2 separate regions of the Homo sapiens genome follow, and region 1 is linked to region 2. A link is a loop called in an ENCODE intact Hi-C map of the cell type or tissue named here. Cell type or tissue: Caco-2. All regions are shown on one strand. Each heading gives the region's core, and the rest is flanking DNA. Links, peaks and the distances in the headings are about the cores only.

The links. Hi-C counts contacts between places; a loop is a spot of excess contacts. Peaks named below come from ENCODE experiments on the same cell type or tissue, not always from the same donor. Only the 100,000 strongest peaks of a DNase experiment are listed, where the experiment ranks them.
Region 1: a loop joins it to region 2, with 7 times the contacts of the local background. A loop is called at or near these places in 5 of 110 quality-filtered maps.

Annotation. Positions count from the first base shown.
Region 1 is chr14:31,227,405-31,233,747 of GRCh38, reverse strand. No RefSeq gene overlaps it. Among named protein-coding and RNA genes, the nearest start is that of HECTD1, 23 kb to the right of the region's middle. In Caco-2, for the core only: no CTCF peak of the experiment used is centred there; a DNase peak (open chromatin) is centred at 3,847.
Region 2 is chr14:31,277,815-31,284,157 of GRCh38, reverse strand. No RefSeq gene overlaps it. Among named protein-coding and RNA genes, the nearest start is that of HECTD1, 73 kb to the right of the region's middle. In Caco-2, for the core only: no CTCF peak of the experiment used is centred there; a DNase peak (open chromatin) is centred at 3,587.

The DNA of each region.
Region 1 (6,343 bases), core at 2,305-4,804, 50 kb after region 2:
AGAAAACAGTCTACACTTGGCACAAACCATAACCGAACCCCAGTGTGCTGAAGGCATTTTGCCTTCACCTGCACCCGTTACATATCTAATTTTTGCTTTTAGTCAATAATCAGTGAAAATTTACTGCTAGTTTAATACAGATAATTGAGGTGGTCCCTAGACCCCACTTTAAGTGTGACTTCTTCCTCAAGTATTACCATTTTAAAGTAGTAGTGAAGTAAAGAACTTGGTCTTTCTATTGTCTTCCAGCAATACACATCACAGTGGGTCCCATACACAGGATCAGTAAGTGGATGTCTGCCCCACACTTCAAAGCTACCTAAATATAAACACACTAAAGAATACAGGAATATTTGCTGTATCATTTCTCTTAGGTTGCTGTTCCTGCTTTACCATAATGCTTCCCAAGTTTAGGATACTGAGGAGTTATCTGGGCTTCTTATTAAACTGCAGATTCCTGGACCTCACATCCAGAGGATCTGATTCAGTAGATCTCAAGTGGGGTCCAGGAATCTCTGAGTTTTGGAAACATCAGAACTGATTCTGATGCAGGTGGTCAGAAACCCTAGTGAGGTGGTTTTACTAGTACTTGGAAGCCGACCATCCTTATTGGTTCTCTTATTGGCCAATTATTTTTAAACTGTTTTAGTTTCTCCATTTTCAAAACTAAACAAATAAATCTGGTCAATCTGGTCAGACACCCTAGTGAGGTGGTTTTACTAGTACTTGGAAGCCGACCATCCTTATTGGTTCTATTATTGGCCAATTATTTTTAAACTGTTTTAGTTTCTCCATTTTCAAAACTAAACAAATAAATCTGGTCAATCTGATTCTTTGGGGTTAGGTAAAGATGAAAATGATTATGTTGACATTTGTTCCAGAGACAGACATCAATATGCTCAGTAAAGAGAATTGCCCATTTTTATTTTTATTATATATATATATATATATATATATATTTTTTTTTTTTTTTTTTTGAGACAGAATCTCATTCTGTCGCCCAGGCTGGAGTGCAGTGGCACAATCTCAGCTCACTGCAACCTCCGCCTACCCAGTTCAAGCGATTCTCTTGTCTCTGCCTCCAGAGTAGCTGGTATTACAGATGCATGCCACCAGGCCCGGCTAATTTTTGTATTTTTAGTAGAGATGGGGTTTCATCATATTAGTCAGGCTGGTCTCGAACTCCTGACCTCAGGTGATCCACCCGCCTTGGCCTCCCAAAGTGCTGGGATTATAGGCATGATCCACCACACCCGGCCAATTGCCCATTTTTAAATGAACGAGTGATTAAAACAACAATAACACACAAACAACAAACCAAAAACCAAATAACTGGGGAGAAGGAGGGAGGACTATGAAGTGGGAGGGTAACCCTTACATAGGTAAACCAGAGTCATCCCTCTTCAGGGTAAAGATTCTCTTGCCTAACCCCTAATACCATCATGCTGCAGAAAGCCATCAGAGTATAACTCCTCACTAAGCAAATGTTTCTCTGGTCTGTGGGCCAGCCCTGCCCAGTTGGGTGTGTCAAGCCTGATAATTTCTGGAGTAGAAACATAAGCTGAACATCAGAAACTAGCCTTGATAACACCGCAACTCACCTTAATTATTAAATTTTCCCAGAAAGGGCCAGGTGTAGTGGCCCCTGGCCACTTTGGGAGGCCGAGGTGGGAGGACTGCTTGAGCCCAGGATCTCAAGACCAGCCTGGGCGACATAGCAAGACTCCATTTCTACAAAAAAATAAAAAAATTATCCAGGCATAGTGGTTCATGCCTATAGTCCCAGCTACTTACGAGGCTGAGGTAGGAGGATCGCTTGTACCTGGGAGGCTGCTGTGAGACATGATCGCACCACTGCACTCCAGCCTGGGTGACAAAGTGAGACCTTGTCTCAAAATTAAAATGTTTTTTTTCCTAGGAAGAATCTATCCTTAGAAAAAATTTAAAACATGAAAAAATGCAATAAACAAAATATTTAGGCTAGTGATTATTCCTGTGAGGGAAGAGAGCTGGCTGCAACCAAAGAGAAGCACAGAGGGGACTTCTAAATTACAAGCAATATGTTATATTTCAAGTTGGAAGTGGGTACTCAGCTGTTCATTTTATTTACCTATTTCTTATTTTTTCTTCTTGTTATTATTATTATTTTTTTGAGACAGTCTTGCTCTGTCACCCAAGAGTGCAGTACAGTCACTGCTGGAGTGCAGTGGCATTGATCACAGCTCACTGCAGCCTCAAATTCCCAGGCTCAAGTAATACTCCTACGTCAGCCTCCTGAGTAGCTGGGACTACAGGCGCATGCCACCATGCTCAGCTAATTTTTAAAATTTTTTGTAGAGATGAGGTCTCACTATTTTGCCCAGGCTGGTCTTGGAACTCCTGGGCTCCAGCAATCCTGTCTCAGCCTCCCAAAGTGCTGGGATTACAGGCATTAGCCACTGCACCTGGACCATTTTATTATTTTTCTTTCTTTCTTCTTTCTTTCTTTTTTTTTTTTTTTTTTTTTTTTTTGAGATGGAGACTCACTCCGTTGCCCAGGCTGGAGTGCAGTGGTGCAATCTCAGCTCACTGCAACCTCCGCCTCCCAGGTTCAAGCCATTGTCGTGCTTCAGCCTTCCGAGTAGCTGGGACTACAAGTGTGTGCCACAATGCCTGGCTAATTTTTGTATTTATAGTAGAGATGAGGTTTCACCATTTTATTATTTTTCTTTAAGCTTTTCTTATATGCTTTATGCAAGCTTTATACTTAATATAAATCACCTTAAATTAAAACAATTTTTCGTAAGAAAAGCTGTATTTCAAGTTATGTTTATGTCAGTGTTATTTATAATAAAAACATAAAATGGAAATAGCCTATTTGTTGGAATAAAGTGAATGTTAGTTCAACCATATGGTGAATGGAATATTATTCAGTTATTTAAAATATTGTTAGGTAGCACCCTATAGAAAGAAATAATCTTACAAGTTACCAAAAATGATCACATGACAAAAATAACCATGTGATTACAACCATGAAAAACAGTTCAGATAATAAGAATGTATGCTACTGTGATATAGTTGGGTTTTAGCAAAAGGGATTATGAGTGTTTTTCTCCTTGCTTTGTTTTTCTAATTTCCTATAGTCTGTTTATGTTGTTTTTAATAATTAAAATTTTTGGGCCAGACACGGTTGCTCACGCCTGTATTCCCAGAACTTTGGGAGGTCAAGGTGGGTAGATCACTTGAGGTCAGGAGTTCGAGACCAGCCTGCCAACATGGTGAAACCCCGTCTCTACTAAAAATAAAAAAAATTAGCTGGGCGTGGTGGTGCACACCTGTAATCCCAGCTACTCAGAAGGCTGAGACAGGAGAATCACTTGAACCTGGGAGGTGGAGGTGGCAGTGAGCCGAGATAGTGCCACTGCACTCCAGCCTGGGCGACAGATCGAGGCTCTGTCTTAAAAAAATAATAATTACAACTTTTATTACGAAAAGAAAAAAAAGATTTCCCCAGAAACATGTTTTGATTTCACTATAAATTTAAATGGCCAGAAATCGTACCAGTTTATAAAGTTTTGTATAGGAGGGGAAGTTTTCACAGAGAACGTCCTTTTCTTGGATGTTTCTCAGTAACCTCTCAGCCTCTGCACCTCAGAGAACAAAGGTCTTTTGCTAAGATTCAAATTGTTTGCCAAAAAATTGAGTTTCCCCTCCTTTTGGTTCTTGCCATTGGCCAGCGTGCTTTTCTATCACCAGAGACCTCCAGTATCTCGCTCACACACATCTCACAGCAAGGAGCTGACTAATCCTAAGGCTGGCGGCTTGTTAGGCAACCTTTCACACAGTGCCTATTGCTACCCCATTGCACAATATATTTGACTGGGAATGATAAACCCGTGGTTTACATTTGACTCCAGTCACCTTGTTAGTGCCAGCAGCTTACGTGTGTAAATATCACCCACTGCCTTTAGAAAGACGTTGACAGTTGACATTGTGTTCCTGGCTCCGTAGTGTTGTGTAACACTGGGGAGGAGCAGAGGGGTGGGGAGAAAGAGCCTATAAGGAAGCATCAATCAGAAGCAAATGAGGATATGAACTTATAATCACTTCCAGCTTTATTTATGAAAGAAATGAAAAGCTGGACACTTATGGGTTGTAGCTTCAAATAAACTTAATATTAGAATTAAAGAACTAGAAGAAACAAATTAATCAACATTCAATATATTTCTATTAATCCATTGGTAATATATAAGTAAATCTTTGACAGAGGCACCACACTTTTTTCAGTGACTAAAATAGTTCAAATGGAGAACAGCCATTGCTGTATTATTACAAATTCTGTTGTAATTTCATGAATGTGACAATATAGAATGTATATGATAGAAGAAATCACTATGCAAAGAAGGTTCTGTGCTTAGTTTTTTGAGACTACAAGTCATTTCTTTACACACACACACACACACACACACACACACAAACCCTGTAGCTATGCCCAGGTTAGGGGGAAAGAGGAAGTGGGGAACCCTAAAAGAGAAGAGAATAAAGATTTCAATTATCATTTGTTCTAGGAATGAATACTATCTTACTCAGAGCTTTAAGTCTGTGAGAATATTCAGCCCATATAGTGCAGTACATTTACTGAGGTTAGATTAGTTATTTTTAGTGTCTTCCATGTCCCCTCTGTACACAGTGTGATACTAACAGTAACATAAAAGCCACCTGCAAATTTTGTTTGCTAATAAGATTCCAGACCATTAATGAAAGGACATAGGTTGATTTTGCTAAACAAAACAAAAACTCCAAGAATATCAAAAGCTTGTTTTGAGTGTGAAAGAAGAATAAAACAGATTTCATTTTTATTTGGTTACAAAGAATGTGTTTTTAAAAAGCTGGAAGAGAGTAAGGCAAAGGCTAACCACCCCTTGATAAAGTAGGATATCATAAGGAAAATTATGCAATGGTTAGTGAGATTGCAGAACACTCAATATAGCTAACTTTCCTCAAGATTGAGAAGGACAAAGTAAGTTCCTTAGAATGAGTATCTTTGTATAGTAAGTTTGAATCATACCAGTACATATTAACCAGGTCATTTACTACTTTGACTCACTCTTTTCATTAATATTCAGGAATTACTGTGGTCAAAACTTTATTAACCAACAAAACCTGAGTGTGGAAGGTGTTTCCAACTTGGACAGGAGCAAAAGGCCAAAACTCACCTATAATGAATCACCAACAACTACTTTAGTGTTCTAAGTGTAACTGATAGCCCTGCTAATATTCAATCCTTAAATGTTTATGATGAAGAATTTCACCTTTGGCACCTAGGTATACAGAAATCTTTTTCAACCTCATTTTACCAGGTGGTTGTTTTTTTTTAATGGGACCAGGGAAAATGGGTAAAATAGACTGTATAGATCATTGAGTTACATACTATTTATTGATTGATTGATTGAGAGGGAGTCTCGCTCTGTCACCCAGGCTGGAGTGCAGTGGCACCATCTCGGCTCACTACAACCTCTGCCTCCCAGGTTCAAGTGATTCTCCTGCCTTAGCCTCCCGAGTAGCTGGGACTACAGGCGTGCGCTACCACACCCATCTAATTTTTGTATTTTTAGCAGAGATGGGGATTCACCATGTTGGCCAGGCTGGTCTTGAACTCCTGAACTCAAGTGATCCGCCCACCTTGGCCTCCCAAAGTGCTGGGATTACAGGTGTGAGCCACTGTGCCTGGCTGAGTTACATACTTTAAATGATGGTGGTCCTGTCTCTTAAAAATGTATATCCAGGGCTGGGTGTGGTGGCTTACACCTGTAATCCCAGCACTTTGGGAGGCCGAGGTGGGCAGACTAAATAAATGGGAACACATTCTATGTTTATAAATTAGAAAATCTGATATTATTAAAACCTTAATACTTTTGAAATTGATCTATAAACTGAATGCAAGCCCTATAAAAATCAGCTGTCTTGTTTTATAACTAACATGCTAATCTTAAAATTTATTTTATTTTTATTTTATTTTATTTATTTATTTATTTATTTTGATACCGTGTCTCACTCTGTTGCCCAGGCTGGAGTGCAGTGGCGCCATCTCGGCTCACTGCAAGCTCCGCCTCCCAGGTTCACACCATTCTCCTGCCTCAGCCTCCCCAGTAGCTGGGACTACAGGCACCCGCCACCACGCCTGGCTAATTTTTTTTTTTTTTTTTTGTATTTTTAGAAGAGATGGGGTTTCACCGTGTTTGTCAGGATAGTCTCGATCTCCTGACCTCATGATCCGCCCGCCTCGGCCTCCCAAAGTGCTGGGATTACAGGTGTGAGCCACTGCGCCTGGCCTATTTATTTATTTTTTAAGACAGAGTCTTGC
Region 2 (6,343 bases), core at 2,538-5,037:
CAGACTGCTTTATAAAATATTCCAAGAAAGAACAAAACAAATGAGATTTTTTAACAGCAAAGTATGCCGGTGACACAGCAAAAGCAGCTTTGCTAGTGCTATTATTGGAGGAAGTACAAGTGGCCCCAGAAAGAAAACGTGCATGTGCAACCAAAACTGATGGCCTCGGCTGAACAATGAACTCTATAAGTCCCACTGTTTTCTCTGTTAATTACTGCTTTCTTGGGAAAGTTTTGGGCCTTCTGTTTTATATTCAAATGCTGGAGGAGTGCTCACCACTCTCTGAATTGCCAGGGTAACTGGGCTTCCCACATCCTTTCCCTCTCTAGTGGTGTCAAGTACTAGAAACACATCATCTAGATCTTTGTTTAAACACAAAAGCTCCTTAAAAATAGATTTTCTAAATTATGGAAATGCTTTTGTTTCAGTGGTCAACAGATCAATTGTGAGTCAACATCAGATGAGAAGTGGTTCCTATTCTCCACTTCCTATTCTGCAGTCAGCTGTAGTTATCATCATTTGCTACAGTTTTCATTGCAGATGCTTTCTCTTTTCAATAATAGTGTGATCATTGTGATTCTCAATGATGTATAAAAAATTTGTAGAATTTTCTACAATGAATATGTTCCCTTAGTTGATAGATTTATATTCTTAACAGTACTGGGACTTCCAGAAATCACCCTAGATCCTGTCTCTAGGAAAGCACATGCCTAAACCATTTAGAACAATTCTTTTTTTTTTTTAGACAGGATCTCACTCTGTTGCCCAGGCTGGAGTGCAGTGGCATGATGATGGCTCACTGCAGACTTGACCTCCCTAGGCTCAAGTGATCCTCTCACCTCAGCCTCCTGAGTAGCTGGGACTACAGGCGTGCATCACCATGTCTAGCTAATTTTTTGTAGAGATGGGCACATATCACCCTTTAAGCAGACAGCATATTTCAAAAAAACATTTTAAAAATGATTCTTACTATTTCAAGAATTCTGTATTTTTTGAGCAAATAAGAAGCCATAGGCTGGGCATGGTGGCTCATGCCTGTAATGCCAGCACTTTGGAAGGCTGAGGCGGGTGGATTGCTTGAGACCAGGAGTTGAGACCACCCTGGCCAACATGGCAAAACACTGTCTCTACTAAAAGTATAAAAATTAGCCAGGCATGGTGGCTAATGTTCACCGTGTTACCCAGGCTGGTCTCAAACTCCTGGGCTCAAGCCATCTGCAGGCCTCGGCCTCCCAAAGTGCTAGGATTACAGGTGTAAGCCACCTCGCCCAGCCCATTCTATTCTAAAAGATTGGAAGTTTTCATTGTTTTTTCTTGATAACCTATTTAGCGTATCTCATTGTGTGAATAATGGAGTAGTTATGAATTCTTTTTTTTTTTTTTTGAGACGGAGTCTCACTCTGTTGCCCAGGCTGGAGTGCAGTGGCACGATCTCAGCTCACTGCAACCTCCGCCTCCTGGGTTGAAGTGATACTCCTGCCTCAGCCTCCCGAGTACCTGGGATTACAGGCATGCACCACCACACCCAGCTAATTTTTGTATTTTTAGTAGAGATGGCGTTTCACCATGTTGGCCAGGCTGGTCTCAAACTCCTGACCTCAGGTGATTCGCCCGCCTCGGCCTCCCAAAGTGCTGGGATTACAGGTGTGAGACGCCGCGTCCAATCAAAGCAATTTCTTTTGAGGTATGATAGGGCATGTGACGACTTCAGGAACGGCTGGATTTTTTGGGGGGGGCGGGGGACTGAGTCTCGCTTTGTTGCCCAGGCTGGAGTGCAGTGGCACCATCTCGGCTCACTGCAACCTCCACCTCCCAGGTTCAAGTGATTCTCCTGCCTCAGCCTCCTGAGTAGCTGGGACTACAGGCGTGCACTACCATGCCCATCTAATTTTGTATTTTGTATTTTTAGAGAGGGGTTTCACCATGTTGGCAGGCTGATCTCAAACTCCTGACCTGAAGTGATTAGCCACCTCCACCTCCCAAAGTGCTAGGCATGAGCCACCATGCCTGGCCCATAATCATCTTTTCTATAAGCATTTAAAAGTGTCTGTTTTAGTTTCCTAGGACTGCTGTAACAAACTACCATAAATCCAATGGCTTTATGCAATCAAAATTTTGTTTTCTCCCCATTCTGGAGGCCAGAAGTCTGAAATCAAGGCCTAGGCTCACTTCAAAGGCCCTAGGGAAGAATTCTTTCTTGCCTCTTCTAGCTTCTAGTGTTCCAGGTATTCCCTGGCTTCTAGCGCCATAACTCCAAGTCTCTGCCTCCATCTTCACAAGGTTTCCTCCATCTGTCTCTCTTCTATGTGTCTCTCATAAGGACAATTTTAATTGGATTTAGGGCCCACCAGAATAATTCAGGATGGGCCCTAAATAATCTCCTCTCTAGTTCCTTAATTATTATACCTACAAAAGCCTACTTTTCCAAATTAAATCACATTCACAGGTTCTGGAACACGGACATACCTCCTTAGGGGCCGTCATTCTACCCACTACAGTGCCCCAAATTCCTGAATTCCAGACTCAGCATTGCAATGAATACAGCAGTAGCTCTTATTCATCAAATACATTATTTATTTTCACTTGCTCAAGCAGATTTCAACCAAGCTACTTATCAAGAAGTCAGTTACATGCTGAGACAACTGGAAAGGCACATGCAAAAAAAATGAAATTGGACCTTTACCTCACACATATACTAAAGTTACACGAAAATGAATCAAAGACCTAAATATAAGCTAAAACTGTAAACCTCTTAGAAGAAAATATAGACGTAAATTTCCGTGACTTGGATTTGGTAATGGTTTCTTAGATATAACACATAAAGCACAAGTGACCAGAGAAAAAGGAGATAAATTGGACTTCAAAATTAAAAACTTTTGTACTTCAAAAGACACCATCAAGAAAGTGAAAAGGCAACACACAGAATGAGAGGGAGAACTTGGCAAATCACATATCTAATAAAAGTCTAATATCCAGAATATATCAAGAACTCTTAAAACTCAACACTGAAGGCCGGGGGTGGTGACTCATGCCTGTAATCCCAGAACTCCAAGAGGCTGAGGCGGGAGGATCACTTGAGCTCCAAGAATTCAACACCAGCCTCGGCAACATGGTGAGACCCTGCCTCTATTTTAAAGAAAATAAAAGAAAAGAAAACTCAATACTGAAAAGACAATCCAATTTAAAAATGGGTAAAGGATTTAAATAGACATTTCTTCAAGGAATATAATAGATGCTCAATAAGCAAATGAAAAGATGCTCAACATCATTAATCATTAGGGAAATGCAAAACCACAATGAGATGCCACTTCACATCCACCAGGATGGCTGTGTGAACACCAGTATCTGAGACAGGCCTCGGTTAATTTAGAAAGTTTATTTTGCCAAGGTTGAGGATACACACTGGTGACACAACCTCAGGAGGTCCTGACAACATGTGCCCAAGGTGGTCAGAGCACAGTTTGGTTTTATACATTTTAGGGAGACATGAGACATCAATCAACATATGTAAGATAAATATTGGTTCAGAAAGGCGGGATAACTCAAAGTGTGGAGGGGGATTCCAGGTCATAGGTAGATAAGAGACAAATGTTTGCATTCTTTTGAGTTACCTGATTAGCCTCTCCAAAGGAGGCATTTATCTGATTAGCCTCTCCTTTGGAGAGGCTATCTCAGTGAACAGAGGGGTGAGTTTGAATAGAATGCGAGGCAGGTTTGCCCTAAACAGTCACCAGCTTGACTTTTCACTTTAGCTTAGTGATTTTGGGGCCCCAAGATTTAGTTTCCTTTCACATTTCCGCCTTCTCTTTTAAAAAAATCTTTTGGAGAAAGCATTTTAGAAGAAAATGAGTCTCTGGTTTCAGGCTTCATCTGATTCCTAGACAGGTAGGTCCAGAGATATTAGGAAAGCTCATTTTTAGCAGGTTGTGAAGTTTCCTGTCCTATGAAGAGAAAGTAAGAGGAGGAAGGGAGGAAAACAACAAGAAACAAAAGAAGAATCCTGGAAAATCAATATAAGCCACATTACTCTGAAGTTCATACATCAGTAGCAGGTATGAAAGTGGCTGATATATGTAAATAGGTTGCTGTTATTTTCTTCTGAAGTTTAAGTTGTCTAGCTTCAGTTCACAGGGCTTTAAGAAAGCACAGCTTAATTTTTGGTGACTCCAAATTAGGAAAAATGGGGGAAAAAAGAATGAAAAAAATTGAAAACATTATTTTGAAGACTTCTAGCCAAAAAAAAAAAAAAAAATCAGTCCAAACTGTAGAAAATAATAAAAATTGAAAAACATTAGGCAAGACTAGAATCTAACAACAGGTGAACTATAGTTTTTGAAACATAAATTTTCTCTCTCCAGTTTCCCATTTTTGCTAAAGACAAATCATAGTGGGACTGATTTGCTTTATTATACTTGGCCTGATTATTTGTATACAGTGCAGCAAGAATATTTTTTTTTTTGAGATGGAATTTCACTCTTGTTGCCCAGGCTAGAGTGCAATGATGCAAACTTGGCTCACCACAACCTCTGCCTCCCAGATTCAAGCAGTTCTCCTGCCTCACCCTCCTGAGCAGCTGGGATTACAGGCATGCACCACCACACCTGGCTAATTTTGTATTTTTAGTAGAGACAGGGTTTCTCCATGTTGGTCAGGCTGGTCTCGAGCTCCCGACCTCAAGTGATCCACCCACCTTGGCCTCCCAAAGTGCTAGGATTACAGGCGTGAGCCACCACGCCCAGCCATAATTTTTTTACATAGTCTTTTAAATTGGCTTCGATGGAACATTGTTTCACTGGTCAGGAACCCGGTACATGGACTGTGTAGACAAAGGTATGAGGCCACTTTTCCCAAGGGGTTTTTATTGGCTCTATTAGTCGTTTGATTCCTTAAAGGAAAGTACACCATTTCAGTCAAAGCCTTGATAAAATAACCAGTTTCTCCAATTGTGTCCTACTACAAATGAACACAGATTCTTATTGAACTTATGCAAATAACCATATTGCCAAAAGTTAAGAATACTCACAAATAGTTCCCAAATTCTGGAGAAATCAGGTAGAAAGAAACAAATATGCTCCAAATTTTGTTCATAGGAGTATACTTCCTTGTTAAAAGTTGACAATAGCTCAAAAGAAATGTTTCCTTGACTCTGAAAAAACAAAACAAAGGATCAGAAATGTTTTAATCAAAGTGTCAAAAAGACTACTTCAGTCCTCTATCAGTTCAGTCCATGCAGTTAATTCCTGGTCTACTTCATTTTCATGAATATTTCAGCTCTCCATGAGTCCTGAAAGTTTTCCCTCAATTCTGATGTCACAGTCTCCAAAGTTATCAGAAACCTGCATTCAAGAGCACCTTTTAGGCTGGGTACAGTGGCTCATGCCTGTAATCTCAGCACTTTGGGGAGGCCGAGGTGGGTGGATCACCTGAGGTCAGGAGTTTGAGAACAGCCCAGCCAACATGGTGAAACCCTGTCTCTACTAAAAATATAAAAATTAGCCAGGTGTGGTGGTGGGCACCTGTAATCCCAGCTACTCAGGAGGCTGAGGCAGGAGAATTGTTTGAACCCGGGAGGTGGAGGTTGCAGTGAGCCAAGATTGTGCCATTGCACTCCAGCCTGTCTCAAAAAAAAAAAAAAAAAAAAGAGCACCTGTTAGCACTTGTTAGAGTTTTATTGATTATAAAGCCACCTTATAAAGAGGACCAAACCAAGAAAACAATTGTCTGTGGATGACAAAAAGTTTTAGGGCAGCCATAGTAAAAAACACAACTGACAAGGAAATTTTTTGCCTCTGTGGCAGACAATAATTTAACATAATGATTACAATTATCACTGATAATGTATACTAAGTCATATCAGAATTATAGGAGTTTCCCATAATTTTGGAACACATACCAATAACATATTTATACAAATACAGCCCAAAGAAAACCAAACACCATTTCATATTTGACAGTGCTTCCTGTATAATTTTTATACCAAATAAGACAAATTATGTCATTTTTGGACTTTAGGGAACCTAATATCTTAAAGGATTAATTAGGTCAGAAAAAGACATAACACACACACACACATATATATGTGTGTGTGTGTGTATATATATATATATATATATATATATATATATTTTTTTTTTTTTTTTTTTTTTTTTTTTGAGACAAAGTCTCCCTCTGTCACCCAGGCTGGAGTGCAGTGGTGCGATCGTGGCTCACTGCCACCTCTGGCTCCTGGGTTCAAGCAATTCTTCTGCCTCAGCCTCCCAAGTAGCTGGGACTACAGGCATGTGCCAACACACCCAGTTAATTTTTGTATTTTTAGTAAAGATGGGGTTTCACTATGTTGGCC